Regions from separate parts of the Mus musculus genome. Here region 1 is linked to region 2. The links are chromatin loops, found by intact Hi-C in ENCODE. Cell type or tissue: heart. All regions are shown on one strand. Links, peaks and the distances in the headings refer to the core of each region. The heading gives the core; the rest is flanking DNA.

What was found. A loop is a pair of places that touch in the nucleus more often than their neighbours do. Peaks named below come from ENCODE experiments on the same cell type or tissue, not always from the same donor. Only the 100,000 strongest peaks of a DNase experiment are listed, where the experiment ranks them.
Region 1: it touches region 2 in a loop (2.3-fold over the local background); 2 of 42 quality-filtered maps call a loop at or near these places.

Annotation. Positions count from the first base shown.
Region 1 is chr7:46,918,777-46,925,079 of GRCm38, forward strand. It overlaps Tsg101 (tumor susceptibility gene 101), which reads right to left and starts at 1,193. Exons shown (of 10, transcript NM_021884.4): 1 at 1,045-1,193. The coding sequence starts at 1,086. It overlaps Uevld (UEV and lactate/malate dehyrogenase domains), which reads right to left. Exons shown (of 12, transcript NM_001040695.1): 12 at 4,440-6,303. In heart, for the core only: a CTCF peak has its summit at 963; a DNase peak (open chromatin) is centred at 1,195; H3K4me3 peaks cover 2,016 bases; H3K27ac peaks cover 1,718 bases.
Region 2 is chr7:46,702,882-46,719,557 of GRCm38, forward strand. It overlaps Saal1 (serum amyloid A-like 1), which reads right to left and starts at 7,770. Exons shown (of 12, transcript NM_030233.1): 1 at 7,617-7,770; 2 at 5,983-6,096; 3 at 4,112-4,195; 4 at 1,133-1,212. The coding sequence starts at 7,751. Saa3 (serum amyloid A 3) reads right to left here and starts at 12,795. Exons shown (of 4, transcript NM_011315.3): 1 at 12,766-12,795; 2 at 12,129-12,223; 3 at 9,708-9,846; 4 at 9,117-9,383. The coding sequence starts at 12,219. The coding sequence ends at 9,245. It overlaps Gm31882 (a long non-coding RNA gene), which reads left to right and starts at 16,013. Exons shown (of 3, transcript XR_882072.2): 1 at 16,013-16,242. In heart, for the core only: a CTCF peak has its summit at 7,810 (motif pointing left); a DNase peak (open chromatin) is centred at 7,690; H3K4me3 peaks cover 1,375 bases; H3K27ac peaks cover 729 bases.

The DNA of each region.
Region 1 (6,303 bases), core at 1-2,500, 210 kb after region 2:
TGATTTGAAGGTAAAACAGTACTATATCGACCTTTACCGGGACCTCGTACATTCCCCCAGACCCCTGTGTCATTACAGATAACTACAGGGAAAAAAAAAAAAAAAAAAAGGAAGCCTAAAAGATTAAATGGTTAGACAACCAAGAGACAAGAGGTTTGGTCTTCAAGGACTCAGGGAAATGACTTTACTAAAAAAGATCTAGTTTTACAAAGAATAAAAAAAGAAGAAAAAAAGAAAAGAAAAATTTTATGTTTTGAAATGCGGTCTCACTGTGTATCCCTGGCTGGTCTGGAACTCACAATCTGTCCTGATCTGTCGTCAACTGCCTACAGAGCGCTGGAATTAAAGGCCTGTGCCACCACGCCCAGCGTATTCGTGTTTCCTTGTAAACTAGAAACTTCTTAACCCCACGATCTCTATTATTGCTCTGATAAGAGCATCAAAGTCAACTTCAATGACTAAAGGAGTTAGGGCTCAACTACGTTACATAAATTTCATTCCAATTAAATTTGGTAAATTACAAAAAGCAAGGCATTCTGGAGTCCGATGCGCAGTATTAAGTACTAAGTAGCTAATGTGCAAAATATCCAAAAGGCCTTTTAAAAAGTGAGAGGAAAAAAAAAAAACCCACAACCAGTCAAGCAGTAAGAATTTTTAAGTTCAACTCAAAGTAAACAAGCAAACAACTGCGTTAATCACAGTTAATGCAAACAATGGAATGCAACTGCAGAGTTCTCTGGAGCGGGGAAGGGCTGCCAAGCTCGATTTTCTGGCTGCTCTACTTCAGCGAACCAATTGCACCAAGAGTTCCCGAGCTCCGGTGGGATGTGCCGGGTTGGGCCGGGGAGAGGCGCGCGGGGACTGGTTCTGAGCAGGGCCGGGCTCCGGCCGGCGGGGACCGTCAGCAGCGCCGGGCAGACAGCAGCGGCCGCGCCAGGCACGACCCCGCTTTTGTTTATGGAGGCGAAGGCGGGAAGGGCCGCTCCGCAGAGGGAAGGCGGCCTAGCCCAGCCCGCGGGGCCGCCCCGTAGGGCGCGGGCTCACCTTGGACATCATCTTCTTCAGCTGACTCTCGGACACCGCCATGGCGCGCTCCTCCGTCCCCACAGGCAGAGGGTAGGCGCCACGGGGCCGCCCCAGGCCGCCAGACAATCGCCGCCGCCGCCGCCCCGCCCCTGCGAAGCAGGAAGCCGGCACGTTGTGCTTCCGCTTCCCGCGCGTCACTTCCGGGGCCGCTGGTCTGCGGTGCGAAGTCGGGCGAGAGATCAGGTCCGGTCCACGGGTGCCCGTGGTGCGGTTGTTTGCAAGCCTTTCGCGGTCCCGAAGTCCCGGCCCTCTCGCGAGCCTTGCCACCCGCTGCGGCTCGGAAGGTCCTGGGCTCGCGTCGCTCACAGAACTAGCTCGTGGACACTCTAGACACTTTTAGGTGACTGCGCCCGAGGCACCTCTGATTATCACATCCGTTTTTGTTACTGCAGTTTAAACGCTCGAAAGCCCTTCATGTCAAGTTCGCAAGGGCAAAGGAGATTTTTTTTCCCCCGTTAGGAAGCTATGCGGTAATTTTCTCCTCTGGATACTTTCCCCTAACAATTCCAGTGTGCCCACATAAAGATTAGACAGGCCGCAGTCTGCCTTGCTTGAGGGCAGGCTTCTTTTCAGATTATAAAGAATTTACCCCTTCAAACTTCTGAGTTTGAAGCCTCTCCAGTGTTAATCCCAAAAAGGCAAGGAGCAAGATCATGGACCCAAATCATCATAGCCAAATTAATTAAAGCAAGCAATTAATTAAAACCTTTTAATTTGTGTACAGGAAGTCAGCTTTGGACATAGGCTAGAAAATTGGTCTTATAGCTCAGGGGTAGGGAGTTTCCAAATGGGTGATTTGGCAGGTACATAGGCGGGTTACAGGAACAGAACAAAATGGCCATAACACATCTTGTGAAACAAAGACGTGGTTGCAAGGGGGTCTTAACAAGGTACTCATGACAAAGTGACCATGACAGGTGGTTATAAGGACAGGTGGTCATAATAACCTTTTGAAACAAAGGCATTGGGTGCCGTATAGAAACATTTGAAGATAAGGTTACAGGTGGGGCATAGCCCAAACCCTTGAGAAACAGATTTAATCATAAACAGGAACGATGCTGATGGCTTTCAAGCCTAAAAATGGAGACAGGCTGGCCTCATCACCAGCCCAATTTTCAGATCTTAATTGCCTTGTAGAATACAAGAGGTGATACTCAATCTCAATTGAGTTTCTATTTCCAATAAATGCTTGTTAGAGGGGCTGAAGGGATAGCTCAGCAGTAAAGAGTACTTGTTGCCCTTGCAGAGGGTTAGGGTTAGGTTCTCAGTTACAGGGACTCCTGATAGCCTCCATGGGCACCAGGAATGCAGATGGTACACACACATCCAGTGCAGGCAAAACACTCATGCTGGTAAAATAATCTTTAAAATAAAAAGCGACATATTAACCATCAATTCTTATTACTTTTTATTTTTTAAAAAAGATTTATTTATTATTATGTCTAAGTACACTGTAGCTGTCTTCAGACACTCCAGAAGAGGGCGTCAGATCTCATTACAGATGGTTGTGAGCCACCATGTGGTTGCTGGGATTTGAACTCAGGACCTTCGGAAGAGCAGTCGGAGCTTTTCCCCGCTGAGCCATCTCACCAGCCCTCTTAATACATTTTATAAATACAATCATCTAAAGTATAAAGCCTAGTATAGACAGCAGTGAAAGAGAATACATCTGGGTGATCTTAGTATATAATCAATTCCTTTCTAAATCCAAGGTCACGGACGGCCTAAGGGAAAGTGCGTGGCAGGTGTCAGCATACTCTATCTTAAAAGGGAACATCAGCCTTGAGTAACTTTAGCTCCAGTCAAACTCCAGTCTAGCCTACTACCCACTGTTTCAGTTTAAAATCACGTCTTGGCCCTGGGGAGAGGGCTTAAGGGGTTAAAAGCACTTGTTCTACAAGTCTGAAGGCCAGACTTCAGGTTTCACAGGGTATTCCCACCCATGACTGTAGCAACATCTATACTACCAGCTTCAAGAGGGGTGAAGAAGGATGGCTGGGGCTTGCTGACTTCCGGCCTCACAAAGAGGTAAGCCCCAGGCTCAGGAGGAGACTGTTGTGGGGTCCTCTTAAATTCAACTTAACTCAAATGCTAGGTCAGTGCAGATGACAAAAATTTACTTTTTTGTCAGGGCAGCAGAGCATACTTGGGAGTGGACACTGAAGAGATGTTGAACAGCTTATTTAAAGGATGAAACCATAAAGCAAGGGGGAGTGGGGTGGGCTATAGCATTGTCCAATCATATTTTGACACAATGGGTTGAGCAAGGGAGTTTCCGTCAATTAGGATCAAAGTTGGTCCCTGGGCCTGGGAACATGAACTTAGTTTGACCCTGTCCGAAAGATGGAGAAGTTGTCCTTGAGATGTCTGGACTTAGACAACTGTTTCCTTACAACAAAAGCTGTTCAGCTGTTGAGAAATCTTTAGCTTCCCTGGGGCCTGGGACCTGGAATTTAGTTTCTATGGTTAAATGGAGTGTGAAAATGCGATGGTAGTCCGTACAGTAAATTTCTCTGGCTTGTTGCCAACAGGATGAGTGATGGAGGGCACTGAATGCCTTATGTCTCCCTCTTTTTTTTTCTGGTTTTTTGAGACAGGGTTTCTCTGTATAGTCTTGGCTGTCCTGGAACTCATTTTGTAGACCAGGCTGGCCTCGAACTCAGAAATCCACCTGCCTCTGCCTCCCAAGTGCTGGGATTAAAGGCGTGCACCACCACTGCCCGGCTCCCACGATGTCTTTAAACATAACTGAGAAGCACTCATTTTAAACTTTTCTTAAAGCTACAGCTTACTGAGAAGTCCCTTTAACTAGAGCATCTCTACACATGTAGTTAAAGTTCCTTTAACCAGCGTTTCTATGAATTGGAGGACTACTATGGAATATACTGCTTTAGAAGCTTTCTAACCAGGTATGACCATCTTAATTTAGAAATCAAGTCCTTGGAAGGCCAAAGGAGAAGAATCAAGAGATCACGGCCTGCAATGGCTATATAGCATTATCTTGTTTGAAAAGTCACATTTAAAATTAAAAACAACTAAACCGGTTGGTGACAGCACACACCTTTAATCCCAGCGCTCAGGAGGCAGAGGCAGGCAGATCAGGCAGAGCTTTTGAGTTTGAGGCCAGCCTGGTCTACAGAGTGAGTTCCAGGACAGCCAGGGCTACACAGAGAAACCCTGTGTCAAAAAAACAAACCAAAACAATTTTTTTTAAAGAAATAACTGATAAAGGCCACTTTCTTCATCTTATATTTAAGTCACTTAAATGAATAAGATATGGTTGTTCGGAGAATGCTATGAAATCCTTCTTTAATTTGAATGTATCTTCTTTCACTTAATCAGACAGCAGATAGTCCTTTTAAAATAAAAGTTTATTTCATTCATTATTTTTGATATTTAAGGAAACAATGTAAATTGGAAAATAAAAAATATATTTTATAGTATCAAAAAGCATTTTAATCCAAGACCCAATAAAAATCTTAGATGCCCCAGTACAGGGGAACGGCAGGGCCAAAAAGGGGGAATGGGTGGGTAGGGGATTGGGGGGGTGGATATGGGGGACCTTTGGGATAGCATTGAAAATGTAAACGAGGAAAATACCTAATAAAAAAAATTAAAAAAAAAATCTTGAGATTCCGCGTGCTTTGGGAAAAATGAAAGTTTCCTTTCACATAGCAAGGAGGAAAAGCAATGTTTTATTGACAGTACTTTTTTAAATGAAGAAATAAATCTTTTACAAAGTTTTCAGTTTTCACAAAGCCTGCATTTCAGAATATAACAAGACAAAAAAGTCAGGATTTATAACTTGATATAGAGTTGAACCTTCTCATATGGTAGGTCATCACCTTAGTGAATGAACAGGAGTTCTGATCCTGTCCTTGTGCTTCACATGAGAAATATGCAAACACTGTACATTTCCAATTGGTTTGGAGACTAATACAGTATTTAGGTTAATCAAGTCAACATCATCCAAACCAATAAATGATTAGAAAAAAAATGAAAGTCACCACATAGAGTAACTGTTAATAATTAAATCAAAGTTAGGTGGCTGTGATGGCACCACCTGACTGAGGAGGAACGTACAATTGCTACTTAACTCAAAGAAGTGTGAGGCTTCTGTACTGCAACCCGGGGATGAGGTCAAACTAACAAAATCCTTGGCTAATGATGAGTATTTAATAAATATCTGACGTTTCTTTCTATAACATAGTTCTCGGTAGTTCATTGTTACAGCACTCTGCAGTTGGTTTATTGTTCAAGAGAGTTTTAGGATTAGATTATAGACACAGGGTTGGGGAGGAACCTGCCTAACATGCATCAGACCCTGGATTAGATCCCCACAAACAATGTAAGACTTGTTGCTGGGCATGGCCGCCAATGCCCAGGAGATTAGGCAGATGATTGCTAAGAGTTGACTTTGAGGTTAGTCTCAAAACCAAATGAAGACAAAGAAGCTCTAATCAGGAATTACTGAGTTCCTAATTAGTTATCACCTATTAGAAAATACTAGAAAAACACCTAAGAAATGACTGTTTCAACTTTACTTTCCCACTTCATACAAAAGGCCAGTAAAAGCAACACCAAGATTATCTACAAAGAGCTCATGCTTATCGTCTCAAGGACCCCAGTTCTGTGTTCTGGAACCACACCCAGGGCTCTGCACGCCAGGCAAGCATCTTAACAGTGAGCTATACCCCTAGCCTGGATGTCCAGGGTTTCATCCAGTTAAACGTGGTGGGAGTCTTTGTCACCACATTACTTTTCTACTTTCTCCAGTTTGGGATACTGAAGGTCACTTGTCATTATAATTACACGAGTCACCCTGAGAATGAGACTGTTCCCTTTCTGTCTCATAAACCACGGAGTTCCTCTCTCTCTGACTAGACTGGGTTCCTTGTCACTGGACTTCACAGCACTTAGCACTCTTGAACTTACATGACATTTGGCTACTGTATTCCCTGCTAGTCTGTAGGCATTGGCAGGGCCTGTCCTAATCTGGGCCTGTTTACTAATAGTGCTTTGTTAGAGAAGTTTCTAATAAATACTAGCTGAAGGATTAAATACATAAACACTGTCTGCTGTTCGTGGAATCTCTGGGGAAGAGGCTCAGCAATCTTTGTTAAAAAAAAAAAAAGGCAGATATGATGGCCTACACTTTTAATCCCATTGAGAGACAGAAGCAGGCAGTTCTCTATGAGTTCAAGGCCAGCCTGTCTA
Region 2 (16,676 bases), core at 6,663-9,162:
ATAGCTGTCGCTACTACTTCATAACTGTACTTTGGCTACTGTTATGAATCATAATGTAAATATCTGATATGTGACCCTAAATGGGTCATGACCCACAGTGTGAGAACTTCTTTTAGAGCAAGCACTCATGTGTCTAAGGAATAACACAGCTGCCCTTCTGCAGCCTCCATTCCATTCCGTTCCAAATCACGGTCCCCTCTCCCAGGTGCCCCTGACTTCTCGGCAGTCACCTCCTCGCTCTACTCTACACGTCTGCTAACACACTTCTCACGTTGCATCTAATTTGACATGGAAGAACTTGATGACTTTTCCTTAAAACTTCTTTGGGTTATCTGTGCATCTTTTTATCTGTTTTCCAGTGACACAAAATCACCCTTCACTCGCTCTTCAATTCAGCATGGAGTAGCTCGTGTGTGAACGTAACAAAAACAATTCAAGAGGCCCAGGTACCTGAGAACAGGGATAAAACCTCTGACTCTCTGATAAGCACTGGCCGGGACAACAGCTTTAACTTATGCTGGACACAGACTTCCTTCATTAAGAATCTCGGTAACAGCCACGAACCATCAACAAGAAAGTGAATATGCCCATCAAATTTACCATGTAAGTCACAGTGCTCTCCGGTCTATGGTAAGCACCTGAGTGAGACTCTGCTACTAAAAAGCCTCTGCCCAAAGCTTCCTGGCTTGTAGAGGAGAATTAGCCTCTAGGCTTGCGCCTCTGAATTCCAGAGGTGACCCTTTATCTTCTGGTCTATGGGCAAGGCCCACTCGCGATCTAAGTCAAACGTTCACAGAGCAACACTTCAGCAACTGAGTTTCCCAGACAAGTTCCGAGTCCTTGGATTCTCTATGCTTACATTGTTCAGGATTCTGGCCAGCTGCACCCAGCTCCAAGTTAGGCTCTGCGTGCTCTCTGACTAGCCCACCGCTGATGAAGGCCTCCCCATGGATGCACAGGCTCCGCCCTGAGCCGTGTCCATAGCTGCACAGATGCCTCAGCCTCATCAACACAAGCTGCCCCTGAGACGAGGAGCACTGCACACTTCACGTCTCCTAGGAACCAGGATTCCCTTGGGATAGAAACTTAGAACCCATCCTGGGAGACACAGCTACTGGGTAGTAGTACTTACCCATGATCCTCGTTCTTGCTGATGGACTCGCATATCTCCCGGAAACAAGCCATATTCCCTAAAATTCCCACACAGATTTCCTGTCAAACCAAAGTTCACAGGTCACAATGGCTGGAAGGTAATCACAAAGAATAACAACTTGAACAAAACCCTTTACTGCACCAAGTTTGAGGGGAAGAAATGGGGAGGCAGAATATGAAAGTGTACTGCCAGCATCCATATTCATACTTAGCTCATACAGCCCATGTAGCTGAGAAGGAACAAAAGACACAGAGGAAGTCAGAAGATGGAAGTTACAGATGAGGAAATCTTACAGCGGAAAGGATTCTTAACACAGACAACGAATGGAGAGCAGCAGGAAACCCAAGCAAAGGTAAGAAAAATACAGCAGAGGAAAAGGATCGGGACTGAAAGCATCTGACTGTCTGGCTCAAGAGTTTAGACTTAATACAGGACAGTGTCTCTGGGACCATGAGATTCTCAAGGAGGGAACAAGACACTGAATCCTTGTGTAGCATTTAACACAGTAAGTACACAATGGGGACTGTACTGTCCCCACTTTTCAAATGAGAAAACTGAAGCAACCTGGAAACCAGGAAAGTCAAGCAACCTGTCTAAGATCTCCAATTGGGAAACTGTGTCAATCCAGAGCCTGGATGTTAGGTACCAGGATGCTCAGCCCAAGAAGACAGAACCACTACCAGAGGCAGGGATGGCACGCACGAAAAAGCATGGAGCCAAAGACTCCAGAGGTTTGGCCAACAGTCTGTCGGAAGGTGAAGAGAAAGCACCAGGCTTGGCTCTAGATCTGAAATTACGTCGATTTCCCAGTCACAGGTACTAGTCACACCTACAGGGAAAAGGAAGACATAAGGACCCAGTGCATGCGCACAGGACTGGGTTGCCACGCTTGCTGAGACACAACACTTAGGGAGTTTGTCAACACTTTTCAAGTCCCATCACCTCCACCGAATCAGAATCTCCAGAGTAAAGCCTCTGGAGCCAGCATTTGCCAAGGGCACACTGATCAGTGTGATAATCACTCAATTAGAGAGGAGAACATGGGATTAGAAAATACAGCATGCAGGTCGAAAATTCCTCAACAAAGCTGAATGTTGCACCAGTTGCCAAAAAGGGGAGGGGGTCGGTGTCAGGGCTTTGTGTTATCACTAGAGGAGAGCTGTAACATATGAGAGTAAGAATCACAGAGCTAAGCTGGCTGTGGCAGCGGTGCCTGGAACCCCAGCTTTGAAGGCTGAGACAGAGATCGCCATCTCAACCCTGTATTGTACAGCGCAGGGACTCACTACAGCAATGACTGTAAAGTAAGGGTCTGCACTTGGACAGAGTGCAGACTGAGACACAGGAAGAAACAGGAAGGGGGAAAGCTGACAAAAGTGTGAGAGGGACTAAAGAGAGTTCTAGTAGAACGCAAACTTTGGGAAAAAAATCAAGAGTGTTGGGGCAGAAGATAAACATTCTCTTATCAACAGAGAGAGATGAGTGAGCTTCCTGTCAAAGGACCACCTCCTGACTGGGCTGCTCACGAGAATCCCTGGCGGATGTCAACAGTGCCTAGAACTTCACGTGCAGATGTGGCCTGACTTTTGAAGGTCCTGTAAGACAACGCTTTTGAGAAGGGTATGACCCTGGTCTAAAGCACTGATGGCATGAGGGAACACAGTGGATACCCTGGGTCCTGCCCTGCCCTGCTGGACCAGACGCTCCTGAGATGGGCTCAGTACCAGTAATCTGGGATATGCTAATGTAAGACCGGTGGTTTAGTGATTCCAGCATCCAGACAGGCTGAGAACAGCTTCAGTAGACTGTGACTAGGACACATTTACAACAGTGTGGCTAATTCCTGAACTGATCACGACTCAATTTATTTAAAATTAGTAACATCCACGAGACAACCCCACAAAACTGCCAACATTTCAAGTTAATGTAAGGATCCAATATGGGCGGAGCACTCCACTAAATGAAATCTTAATTCAAAGGGCTGGAGAGATGGCTCAGTGGTTAAGAGCACTGACTGCTCTTCCAGGGGTCGAGAGCTCAATTCCCAGCAACCACATGGTGGCTCACACCATCTATAATGAGATCTGGTGCCCTCTTCTAGTGTGCTGACATACATGTAGACAAAGCACCCCTATACATAAATATATAAATCTTCTTTTTAAAAAGAAATCTTACTTCAACTTTCAATTTGTAAATATATCCTATGGAACTTTGCACTTCATCTCAAAGAAAAAGAAACAACAATAGGGTTATACTGGAGTTGGGCTTAGGCTCAAACGCCAGCTTGTCTCTAACTAGCTGTGAGATTTGAACACAGTCTCTTTCTTTCATCTATTAAGTGTGTCTTATAGGAGCAACACGTACTGAGATTCATGCATCCTGTGCACTGCACAGAGCCGTAAATGGCAGTAAAGCTCGGGACACTGCGACGCTCACTGTTCCATCTGCTGTTCTTGGGAGCTTGCTCTCAGCAATAACCACAGACAACTTACTTGGGAAGGCAGAAAAGTGCCACACTGCGGTACTGGCACGGACTGAAAGGGAAGGGAAAGGCAGCACGGGCGCCATGCTGGTGAGACGGGACACAGTCAGCCCTGGACCAGGAAGAGCATGTAGGAAGTTCTCACAATCAGACAGTAGAAGTCCTGAGCGACAACGACCTTAGGATGTTTTTGGGCAGTGGAAAGCTTTGTGAGTGAAAGGACCAAGAGACACAAATGGTGGGCCAGCGCTTCCACTGTCCTTTGTTCTGTCACGCATTAGCAGCCTAGCGTGGCTGTGCCTAGCTGGTTTCCACGGCTGTTAAAACAAAGCATTGCTCTCCCTCATCTAGCCAAAATCTAAAATTCTACATATCTAGTCATTGCAAGGAGTGCACTACCTAAGAATGTTCAGTAAGTATAGGCACAGTGGCTTTGCTAATAAGCAAAGCAAGAGGAAAGGACTCTATATACTTACTCTTAATCGGGGACACGGGGATTTGGCCAGCACTCCCATGAATATGTCAGGAGCCTTAAATTCTTGGAGAAATAAAGCCACATCCTACAAACAAAAATGATTACCAAATTTGATGCTGAATCCTGTTCTGCAAACGGCACAGCTCAGACAACCCGAAAATTCTAATCTCATGCTGACTTCCTTTCCTCCACAAGGGAAATCTAAGGTCAGGAACTGTGCAAAATAGACAAAAGTGACAGAGGTGCCTTTGTGGTGCCTGGTCCACGACAGTGGAGTAATCCCATAAACCAATTGAAGCCAGACTGCGATGTCCCAGACAGCGGCCCCCCTTTATTCTGTACTGAACAGATTAGCCTAAATGGTCTCTTTTTCTGTCCAACTAGAATTCTCATTGACTTATTCAAAGACATTTGCTGACTGTCAGAAATGGGGGGGTGGGGGTGGGGTATGAGAAGTATGGGGAAAGAGTCAACTCCTAAATCTTACCCTGTTATAACTTAAAATTTGGGCTGGAGAGATGGCTCAGTGGATAAGAGCCCTGACTGCGCTTCCAGAGGTCATGAGTTCAATTCCCAGCAACCACATGGTGGTTCACAACCATCTGAAATGGGATCTGCTGCCCTCTCAGAGCATGCAGGTATACATGCAGATAGAGTACTCATACTTAAAATAAATATTTAAAAAAAAAAAAAAACTTCAAACTTAAACTTACAACTTAAAACTTAGATACATCCAATACAAGGAGTTAGATTTCCAAAATCCTTAATAGAAAAGGGGAAGGGGGTTGGTTTTGGTTTTGGTTTTGGTTTGTTGAGACAGGGTCTCTCTGTGTAGCTCTGGCTGTTCTGGAACTCACTCTATAGACCAGGCTGGCCTTGAACTCAGATATCCACCTACCTTCGCCTCTCAAGTGTGTATCACACCACCCGGCAACAAAACAAAATATCTGACTGCAGTGTGACTACAACAGCCTAAACTTCCTCCCTACAGATCTTGTTCCACCCATATCACCTAAAGAGGGCACACCAAACAGGTGACCCAAGAGTGCACATGGACCCCAAAGAGACGAATCTCACCTAGTAATGGAAGGCACAAAAACTAAATATACATGTGTCAGTAGCTCAGTATGAAATCATACTGCCTAGTGATGTCATAGCTGTCTTTTTTTTAATTAGATATTTTCTTTATTTATATTTCAAATGCTATCCCGAAAGTTCCCTATACCCTCCCACCCCCCACCCCCCGCCCTGCTCCCCTACCCACCACTCCCACTTCTTGGCCCTGGCATTCCCCTGTACTGGGGCATATAAAGTTTACAATACCAAGGGGTCTCTCTCGACTAGGCCATCCTCTGCTACATATGCAGCTAGAGACACGAGCTCTGGGGGTACTGGTTAGTTCATATTGTTGTTCCACCTATAGGGTTGCAGACCCCTTCAGCTCCTTGGGTGCTTTCTCTAGCTTCTCCATTGGGGGCCCTGTGGTCATAGCTGTCTTAGTTCACATCTATGTTAAATATACTATGATGTCCATAGGATGGAACTGTATATATGTTTAAAGTAATAGCTCCTGAGACTTCATACTCTGAACCACAAACTGGAGAGACTGCAATCACTGAATAGGCCTTTCCGCCAACAGTGGAGGAATGATCCTTTCTACTTATTTACTTATTTTATGTATATGAGTGTTCTATCTGCATGTATACCTCAAATCCCAGTAGAGATGGCTATGGGCCACCACGTGGTTGCTGGGGATTGAACTCAGGACCTCTGGGAGGGCAGATAGTCCTCCTAACCATGGAGCCATCTTTCCAGCCCCTTCATCACCTCCCCACTCTGAGTCTGTTCGGAATCTCACTTCCATCCGCATACCTCGTCCATGGACATATCCCAGACTCTGCAAATCTCATTCTCCATTTCTTCAGCAAGATCTGCCTGTTCTTCCTCATCAGCTGAGCCAGATGTGCCACTTTCAGGTGTGACAATCTTCAGAGACATAAAGGAAAAAAAAATCAGTTAAAATACTCATAGGTCTTCACTTAGATTAGATATTATCACTTAGAAGTCTCAATCTCTCAAAAGTATCTCCTCAGACAAAACAGTTTCTAAAACCTAAAGCCTTGTGACCAAGCCAACTCAGTCAGTCAACAGGTTCTCCAGGGCAGGAGTGAGGATTAAAAAGAAAAAAGACAGACAACATTGTAAGCATGACCCCCAGGCAGTTCTGAGGCTGCGGCAGGTTTATTTTTTCCCAATCTGCTTTTATATCCATTTTAATTACATGCAAATAATAAGGACAAGCGGCACAATAAACACAAATAGTCAAGGAACAAGCAAGGCAATAAACAAAGTCCCTCGATCACCCCTTTGATCACTGTTTCTAGGGGCTTATCAGGATGGCCAAGATATCTGAGCCTACTTCCCGGCCCCAGCCCAAAGTTATACTCATGCCTTCTTTGTTCTAGCCTAAAATTAGATTCCTGCCAGAACCAACTTCCTTGTCATGGCCCAGTATCAAATTCCTGCCAAGGGGTTCCAAAAGCTTTCCACAGTCTTAGATAGATCTACACATTAAACACTCTTCAAGTAAATACGGTCTGTGGGCACTGCAGCAGACAAATGAAAACAACAATATAACCCTTTTGGTTCCAAACGGTTTAGGATTAATGTAGGAAAGGCATGTAACCAGGCAATCACAACAGAAAGAGGCTGACTGTGCTGAACTGGTGAAAGAACTATGGGAGAAAAAATTAGGGACCAATGACCTACTCCTGGGAGAAGACACACATTTCTCTTAAAAGAAGAAATCTAAATCTATGGGAAGGTTAGGACTGTCCTGGGGAAATGAGGCAAGCATTCGGAGGTGACTACAAGTGCTCAGAAAGTATAAGACATGCTTGGAGATGGCCAACTGTCTACTGGTGATGGAACACAATGTACCGTAAAATGGCTGAAGAAGACACAACCAACCTTGGATCCCCAGTTAGGAAATAGAAAGTGTTCTCCTATGAGCAACAAGAACAACCTTTAAAAATAATAAAAAGGAAGGGTTTTTTTTTTTTTTTGGCAATGTAGAAAATGGCTTAGAGAAAACAGAAATTGGCGGTATGGACAGCAATGGGCAGAAAAACATCTATTGGCAGCCTCATTATAATCTCAACCTATACAAAATCTTGTTTACGATAATACTGATTATCTTGTTTTAATAGAAACTATGAAAGAAATGGAGGATCTGGGTTAAGGAGTCCCGTTTCCAGCATGGGATAAGCTCGCGTCTCGGAGATCAGGGTTGTCTGACTCCAAACTATGTATTCCACTAGAACAAGAGCCGACAAAACACGAATGGTAGGGTCTCGACTTCGTACGTGACAGTGGGGTTAGGAAGTAGAAGCCCAGTAAAGTACGTGCGCGGTGTGGTTCTGGCAAGTTAGTCCATCGGCACCCGCGAGCCTCCAGCATCCCGTCCACTCCCTGGGCACGGAGGGCGCCTGCGCGAGTCTCCGCACCTGGATGAGCCCGCTGAGGACGCCGAAGAGCCAGTGCTTGCTGTAGACCGTGCTCCCGATGCGGTCTCCCCCACCCAGGTCCTCTTCATCCTCCGAACCACAGGTAGGCGGCGGAGGAGACGGGTTTCGATCCATGCCGATGCGCGCCAACAGTACCGGAAGCCGCGGAGGAGGCGAGAGGACGCGCCAGAGAGCCCAAGGCACACGGCTCAGCTCCCACACAGCGCCCCCTGCCGTCAGGCTCCCGCGAGGTCCGGGAACCTGTAGGATCCATGGGGTCTTCTTCTCCACCCAGAGCTAGGAGTGAGCACAGAACACACACACACACACACACACACACACACACACACACACACACAGTAACTGCCATGTCCAGATATGTTAGCTATTCATTAGTGCTGATTTAAACCTTACATCAACTTCAATTTTAGCACGCACTTGTGGAGTTTTAATCTTTCTTTGATTTGATTCTTTGTTTGAGTCAGGGTCAAGCTATGTAGTCCAGGCCTGCTACTCGCCATCTTATGCCTCCACTTCCAGCAGCTAGAACTATAGGCAGGTGCCACGGTGCCCAGAAACTCTTGTTTGGTTGGTTTTTGTTTTTAATTCTTTTATCTGAGATTCATCCTAGTACACTGAAGTGTGCATACATGCTCTGCAAACTTACTTTTCTCTTAAAATCTCAGGTGCAGGAAGTTGAGTTAGCTGTGTCTCGTGTTTATGGAATCTTCTGAGTTATCACCCACTCAAGCGTCCCTGCTCCTTCTCTCACAGACTCACTTTTTATAACCAGAAAGTAGCTTTATTCATTTTTATTTTCTCTCCCCCCCCCATACCCCTTTCTGTTGACCTTGAATGAAAACACAGCTCAGTTCATGCTTCTCTAGTTACTCATAGGTAATCAACAGTCTTGTGTGATTTTCAACTATAACCTTAAAGACTTAGTTTAGTTAACCATGATGACTGCAAACCACCCAGCTTGGTGTTAAAGCCTTTCTACCCCAGGGGAAATGATTGCAGAATATGTCTTTTTTTTTCTGCAATTATTTTTTACAAAATGGGAGTGGCTGGCCCTTTTGAAGGGCTGAGATTATCTGCAGAGAGGCATCTAGAGTTGATGCTTTCTCAGTGGGAAGTGATTTTGCCATCAGCCTTTGTAAGTCGTATTTTACAGTGAGTCAGAACTTACTGATTTTTCTCTCGGGGAGGGCACAGGGGACTGAAAGCTGGGGCCTCACCTGTGCTTGGCAGTCATGCTTAGCACTGGGCCATAGCCCAGAATGCATTGGTTTTTATCTAGTTTTCAACTTCATAACTGAAACCATACACAGCGCTTTCTTGCTATCTCGTGTCATATTCCAATTCCATCTCTTCTTGTCTCTTTCTTTAAAAGAAAAGAAAAAGAAAAGAAAAGCAAGTGATGTCCCCTGCTAACCCACAGGCCCTCAACCCTCAGTGTGACTGCCCTGTGCTCTCAAAACAACAGTGACAGCGACAAAGTGCATTTCACAAGTATTTATTCAGCACATTGGGATGTTTAGGGATCCAGATTTTAGAAAATATCTCAACCCAGTAGTTGCTCCTCTTCTCGGGGGGCAGCATGACTGGGAACAACAGGAAGAGAAAACTCAGTATCTTTTAGGCAGGCCAGCAGGTCGGAAGTGGTTGGGGTCTTTGCCACTCCGGCCCCACTCATTGGCAAACTGGTCAGCTCTTGAGTCCTCTGCTCCATGTCCCGTGAACTTCTGAACAGCCTCTCTGGCATCGCTGTAATTAGGATGGACAAGAAGATTTTTAACCAAGCCCACAGGCAGTAGCTCCACCCTCAGGACTCTCTCCTCCTGGCTGTGAGGGGAGGGAGAGGCTGGTAGGACCCTGCCCAGGCTGTCAGCCTCACACTGGATGAGCAGCAGCAGCAGGAAGTGGGGGGGTCATCCACAAGCAATCACATGACCACCAACCCCTTCCAGTACTATGCACAGAAAAGAGGAAGATCGAGAGGTAACGGGTAGTATACACAGGTTGCAGAAGAGACAGCTCCTTCCTGGCTGTCCAAGGCAGTCAATCTCTGTTCACCCAGACCCGTGTTACCTGATGACTTTAGCAGCCCAGGCTCCCCCGGGACCCCTCCGGGCAGCATCATAGTTCCCCCGAGCATGGAAGTATTTGTCTGAGTTTTTCCAGTTAGCTTTCTTCATGTCAGAGTAGGCTCGCCACATGTCTCTAGACCCTGGAGAGGGAAGAGAGTGATGGCGGTGGTTGTGTTGAGGTAAAACAGAGGGCTACGACGTCTATCCAACTCATCCCAGCTTTTCCCAAAACCCACAGAAATGTTGCTAGCTTGAAATAAATAGTTCTTACTGCCCAAAGAAGTACATTGGAGCGGGTTTTATCCCAATGGACTCCCATCTTAGCTCTGTTGCTGTTTGTCTTTGTTTTTGTTTTTTTGTTTTGGTTTTTTCAAGACAGAGTTTCTCTGTAGCCCTGGCTGTCCTGGAACTCACTCTGTAGACCAGGCTGGCCTCGAACTCAGAAATCCGCCTGCCTCTGCCTCCCAAGTGCTAGGATTAAAGGCATGCGCCACCACTGCCCAGCTTTTTGGTTTGTTTTTGTTTTTTGTTTTGGTTTTTTCATGCTGTTTGTCTTTGGCTGTTCAAAAAGCGTGTAAGAAGAGGAGAGGTGATCTCTAGGGAGTGCGTCATCATATGACAACGGTCACCATAAGAAGCTCTCTCTGAAATGGTCCAGGGGAACTTCTAAGGTGTGAAATGAGATCGCTTCCCTTCCTCCTTTCCCCTCCCTCTGCTTCCGATCCTTTCCTTTCTCTTGTGTTCTCTTTTCCTTTAGAGACAGCCTATGTCTCTGTGTATCCCTGGATGGCCTGAAACTCACAATCCTTCTGCCTCGGCCTCCCAAACGCTACAGTTACCACCGCAGCCACAGTTCTTGCCTAGCACAAAGCAATGGGAGAAACTGCTCTCCAGGCAGAGAGAGTGAGCGCAGCTCTGTTCTGAGTCCACCTGGATGTCCAGGATCTATTTCCCCCAAGCAGTTCTCAGCACTCCTTCAGAGGTAACAAGGGGAACGTCTCTGCCACAGACTGCCACAAGCAGGATGATTGACACTCTGGTGGCAATGGACACACTAGGTTTAAAACCCCTACCTCCTCTCCAGGAACAGGGAAGAGTGCTATCCACCATGGTGCTTATGCAGAAAAGCTGAGGGAAACGCACGAGGAAGTCCGTGGAAAATGCTCATTTATTATCGCCCCGCCCCCTGCCCCCTCTGCTCATTTACTACCGCCCCGCCCCCCTGCTCCTCAGGACGGTGCCACAAACAGAAGGAAGATCTAAACTAAGGACCAGGAGAGTGAGCTGCACACTGAAGGAATCAGATCCAGCTAATGATAAATGGGAAATATCAAAGGTAGTGAGTTAGGGAGAAAGGGGAAGCCTAGGTTCTCTTAACTTTCATTGTGAGGCTGAGTTGTGGTGGCACACACCTTTAATCCCAGCACTCAGGAGGCAGAGGCAGATGGATCTCTGTGAATGGGAGGCCACCCTGGTCTACAAGGTGAGTCCAGGACAGCCAGGGCTCGGTTACACAGAGAAATTCTATCAGAAAGAAAGAAAGAAAGAAAGAAAGAGAGAGAGAGAGAGAGAGAGAGAGAGAGAGAGAGAGAGAAAGAAAGAAAGAAAGAAAGAGTCTGACTGACTGACTGTCTTTTGTTGTCTTATGGCTGGTGGGCTATATTTCCCTTGATGACAGTTTCTTGTCTATGTCTCAGCCTCAATAATAGACCTATGTCCCAGGTAAGTAAGTCACTGTCTCCTGTTGACGGTGGAGCTGCCTTCCACCCGTGCCATGATCTATTCCTTCTCAGGTAAATAAGTAAGTGTGTGCTCAGAGCTGTATAGTGGCTAACCTGGGCTAAATTCTGCTCTTCCAGGGGTTTTCTAAGTAAGATAGCTTACGTATGCTCTTTGTACATTGGTTTCCTTAAAGGGTAGTAGTGACACCTACGCCACAAGATTAATTTTAATGTATGGAATTCATTTCCATACATTATGCTCCTTGGACAATGCCCACTCTGTGTGGCAAACTTAATTAGCCTTGTTTGCTGTCTCTGTGGGTTGTCACCTGCTGCCCCGGTTTTCCCCCTCCGCACCTTCCCTGGAACCAGATATAGACGTGAACTGCTCATCACTCTCCACAAGGGGGCAGTAGAGGCCTCTTCCCCACTTCTATTGGGGAGTCTACATCTTTGACCTACAGATTTCACCTACATTCCCGTGGAAAGACTGCTGTACAAACATTACAGGATCTGAGATTTGGGATCCTCACAGAAAAAGGTCAACACTGAGCAAAAAAGCTACAAACTTCTCAGGAAGAGCTACACCGCCACTCTATGGGGATTTTACAAGCATGTTTGCCCTTGATTATGTGGTCCCTGCTCAAGTAAATTCTTAAAACTCAGAAATACAACCTCCAGCCCCCATCCTTGAAGCCTACCTTGACCAGCTTCTTTCATGAACTGGACCCATCTTTGGCTGTCAACTCCCAGGATCAAGATGCAAAGAATGATGGCAATGGAAGGCTTCATCCTGCTATAGGGCCAGGAAAACAAAGATGAGCATGCCATTTCGTGGGGTGGAGGATGCTTCTGCAGTGCTGAGCTATCTATCCTTGCACACTGGTAACAAACCCCACTGGATTTCATACATAAACCCACACACATACAAACAAAGATTATAGGTAAGGGGATTTCAGGGAACTCTCTAGTTCTCCATTTCCTTGTATTTCATTAGAATCCCACTATCTAAGGGTTTGCAAATGGACCATTAATATAAAGCACATTGCACTCCAATCATGCCAGCTGAAACCCAACTGTAAAGGAAGTTTCCAGAGGGCTATGTGGGGGCTTTCTAACCAACATAGCTCCCTGCATTCTATCTGTAGAAGGCTATTGCACCCTTCCCTGAATTCACACAGAAGCACACTACAAGTTCCATGCAGAAAGCATAATATCCAGTGAATTCTAACCATCTAGTGGATTCAGGATAGAGATAGAACATTAAACACAACAAGCAAATGCTGGCGGGGAAAAGAATCTGCAAAGAGGAAATGCTGGAAAGTTCTGGCAACTCACCTCGTGCTGCGAGCTCCTTCTGGGACCCCAGGTGAGTGGCTTCTGTCCTTTGCTGAGGAGATGTGGCCGAGGATATCTATATATACTGTCACTCCACTAATGGAGCAATCCCTGTTTGATCTTGCATAATCCCACTTACCCATAATTTCTCTTTCAGAAGATAACTTTTCCTTCATGTACATCTTCTTTCCCCAGATTGCGCCATCTAGGCATTTCCAGAAATGTGGCCAGTTAGGACTTTCTGAAGTCTTCGCCATCCTGGTTGGAAATAATCAAGACAAATGCTTTATATCCAGTTTCTTGGGGGGGGGGAGCAATATTAGAAAGAAAAATATGAATGTGTGATAAATCATGGGATCCAATCCAAAGGCTAAGCTAATGCCCTTTCAAAGCTCAGTTCAGGTTTAAGCTGGAGCCTTAGGGAACAGGAGGATGGGAGGCAGAAGCTGGCATTTAGCACCCAACGCTGCGGAAGATCTCCAGACTCCAGTATACTCCATATTGCTATGGAAGGTCAGGGAGCAGACGAAATCTAGAGACTTTGATTAACCAGGGACACTAAACAATAAAACAATTTGCTTCAAAGTCACAAAGAAATAACACACCATAAAGATGAGGAAGGCTCCCTGGATGCTAAATTATCCTAACAATGGATTCAGGCAGAAAGTGGCAAGAGGAGACACAGGAATGCTGGGAAATGACATCAGGAAACAGCTGCTAGAGCCAGAAAAGCAGCTCTAGGTTTTGCCGTGGGAGTTTATCTTATAAGAAAGCCATTCAGACCATGGTCTTCTCTCCTTTACTATCCCCACCCCTTTACGCAAAAGAAAAATTAAATGTATTGAGTTCCCTAGAGAAAGAAGGACGGTATAGCTGCGACGTGGTAGGTGTGGTGAAGGTATCACATTTGGCCTCCTGCTCTAAGAGCCCTGGGCTGGAAGCAGAGGAAAGCAGAGGGGCTAAAAAGAGCCCACCCAGGAGGCAATAGCTCAGGGGTGTTCCCCAAGTTGTTTGCTACCAAGAAGAGAACTGTGGCTATCTCGTTGGAGATACAAGTTGATGTAGATAAACCTCGTAAGCTGGAAGGTGGTGAATAATACCCGAGAAGAAGAAGTAACAGCCTAGAAAAATGAGCGTGTAGAACTTTCAGTCATACTACAGGCCAGAGGATGCTATGGTGCTGTGGCAGACATTGATACATGTGACGCAGGATGGAGCAGACCAAGCGTGGACACCATGTTAGAGAATTGTTGTCATACATTAAAGCCTTGAAAAGAAAAAAATGCCTCTTCCTAGATTTGGCCTTTATTTTGGTTATTTTGAGCTCTGTGACTGAAAGGGAAAAAAAACTGTTCAAAGATTTTCGTCCCTTGGTCCTCAGCCAAGACACTGCCCAAGCTGCCTTTGGCTTAGGAAAAAGATTCTTCCGTGGCTGGCTTGGCTCACGTTGTCCTAGCAGTAAGCAGCTACAACTTCCCACAAGCCCTGGTTGCAAACCTCTTTGGGGAAGTGCTTCACAGAGAACTGTGTGTGAAACCTGCCGCCTCCTTTGTTCTGACTTCCTAGGCATAAACATTTGGTTCCGGGATTATGTATTGACTTCCTCAGCCACTTTAGACTCAAAACTCACCTCCCAAGTATCTACTTTTTCAAACCCCTCTCATCCCCCCTTCCCCTTCCTCCTTCCCCTTTCTCCCCCTCCTCCTCCCCGTCTCCCCCCTCCCTCTCGTCCCTTTTTAACCTGGCTTTATTTTATGTGTATTTTGCCCAAATGGATGCATGTGACCCACATGAATGCCTGGTGCCTGTAGAGGTCAGAAAATGATGTCAGCGCCCCTGGAACTGGAGTTATAGATAGTTGTGAGCTACCATGAGTACTGGGAATTAAACCCAGGTCCTCTGGTAGACCAGCGAGTGCTTTTAACTGCTGACCCATCTCTCCAGCCCCAACCCCCTTCTTTGATAGAAGGCAAGTGAGTATTTTTCCTACACATTAAGAAAAGCAATTTGCATGGACTTTTTCTTTACTAACAATGGTTTAACTAATCCGTTGAGAATTCTTTTAAGCTTTTTATTGATTCTTCGTGAAATCTGAAGTGCACACCCAAGTCCCGCTCATCTCCCCATCCCCTCATATCCACCCTTTACCCTTTGCAACCTTGCCCGAAATAAAACACATCATCAACAACAACAACAACAGAGCATAGAAGCTAGAGTGTGTCACTGTGTCTCTCCAATGTATTCTTCTGTCCACACATCTTCACTTGAAAATGTTCCTCGGAACAAGTCCATTGGTCTGGTTCCAGATCTCTGGCTTTTGTGACAGTACCAATACTGGGTCCTTTTTTGGGATTTCCCCCAGCTATCCTGTTGCTGCCCTCTGTCACTGGAGATTCTACAGCTTTGGGTCAGCATAACTGTCCCTTGAATCCCAGCCATTCTCAGATGATATAGATTGTGAGCTGGGCCAACTCAGAGCCCTGGATCTGGGCCTGGGTGTTCACTGAGCTGGTCTCATATTCACACTGCTCATGACCCTGGGAATAGCTTTCCCAATTGCCAGAAGTGACAGGACACAGGAGGGACATCACCTCTGTGCCAGCACCACCCCTATGGCAGACAAGTGAAGGGTCAACTCTCCCACACTCCTGCCACCAGGGCCAGCTCCACTATGCACAAGGCCTGTTCTCCTGAATGCTGCTGCTATTGGTGAGAGATGGGACCGGCTCTCCAGAATGTTGCAATCAGTGAGGAGTGGGGACAGATCCGCACAGCCCCTGGACATCCACGTGGTCCTCTAAGGATGCTCTGACCAGGGATATCTCCATGTCCTCTAGTGATAACATAACCCCTGCAGCTAAATATCCACAGACCCAGACATGCTCTTCACCATCATCTCAGGCTGGGACTTCACCGTGGTCCCAAGTGGCCAGGCTGGCCACTCCCAACAGGCTACTCCTCTCCACCCTGGAGTCTCCAGCTCTATCTGTTTGCATAATGCTCAAGCTGCTCCACTTCTCTTTCTCTCCCATCTGTCCAGCACAGACTCACACACTGTGGTGGAGCCCTGGGTGACATCCTCCATCTGTGCTCCGTGGCATGGCGGTCTGCAGGTGTCTATCTTCCCCCTTCAGCGCTGTGCTGCCTGGATATGATTTGATTTTTATGAGTCCTGGGCATAAGACATCTTTGGCAACCAAGCCAGGCTTCAAGCTAGGATGAACAGAGGGCTGCCATCTGCTCTGCCCCTGACTGGTATAGGAACAATGCCAACATCAAGGTGCCTATGCCCATTGCCAGGGGAGCATTGAGAATTTTGTCCTTTGAACAAATTTCCTTCACATCTCCCAACCCCACCCTCATCTCCCAGCCACCCAGCTTGATGCTTTCTTCTCTCTTTCCCCTCCATCCAATCCAGTGTGTGTGAGCCAACTGCTCTTACGGATGGGGCCTGCCCAGGAGTGTGGCCAGCAAGAGGTCAGTCATTAAAGAAAACCAACCCTTCCTCTGCTAGCAGCTATCAAATGCCAATAGCTTCTCACCCCCGGGTGGGATTTTGTGCCCACCCCACACCGTCCATGCTAAGATTTTTATCTGCTTTGAGCTCACACGGGTCTTATGCAATGCTGTCACAGTCCTTGTGAGTCCACCCTCTTGTGTCTGGAAAACAGTTTCCCTGAAGTCAACCATCACCTCTACCACTTGCCTTCTTTCTGCCCCCTGTTCCAAAAGGACCCTCGAACCTTGGGGGTGGGTGGGTGTGATGGTGTGTCCGAGGATATTTTTCTTTATTGTTCATCTTTATTTAGTATCACATAAGGTTGCCCTGTGTTCACTGTGCCTGTGGGTTGGGATCTTGTGAGGGCTGTGTCATCTGTCTCACTGTCGCACAGATTCTTCTCTTGGTTCCT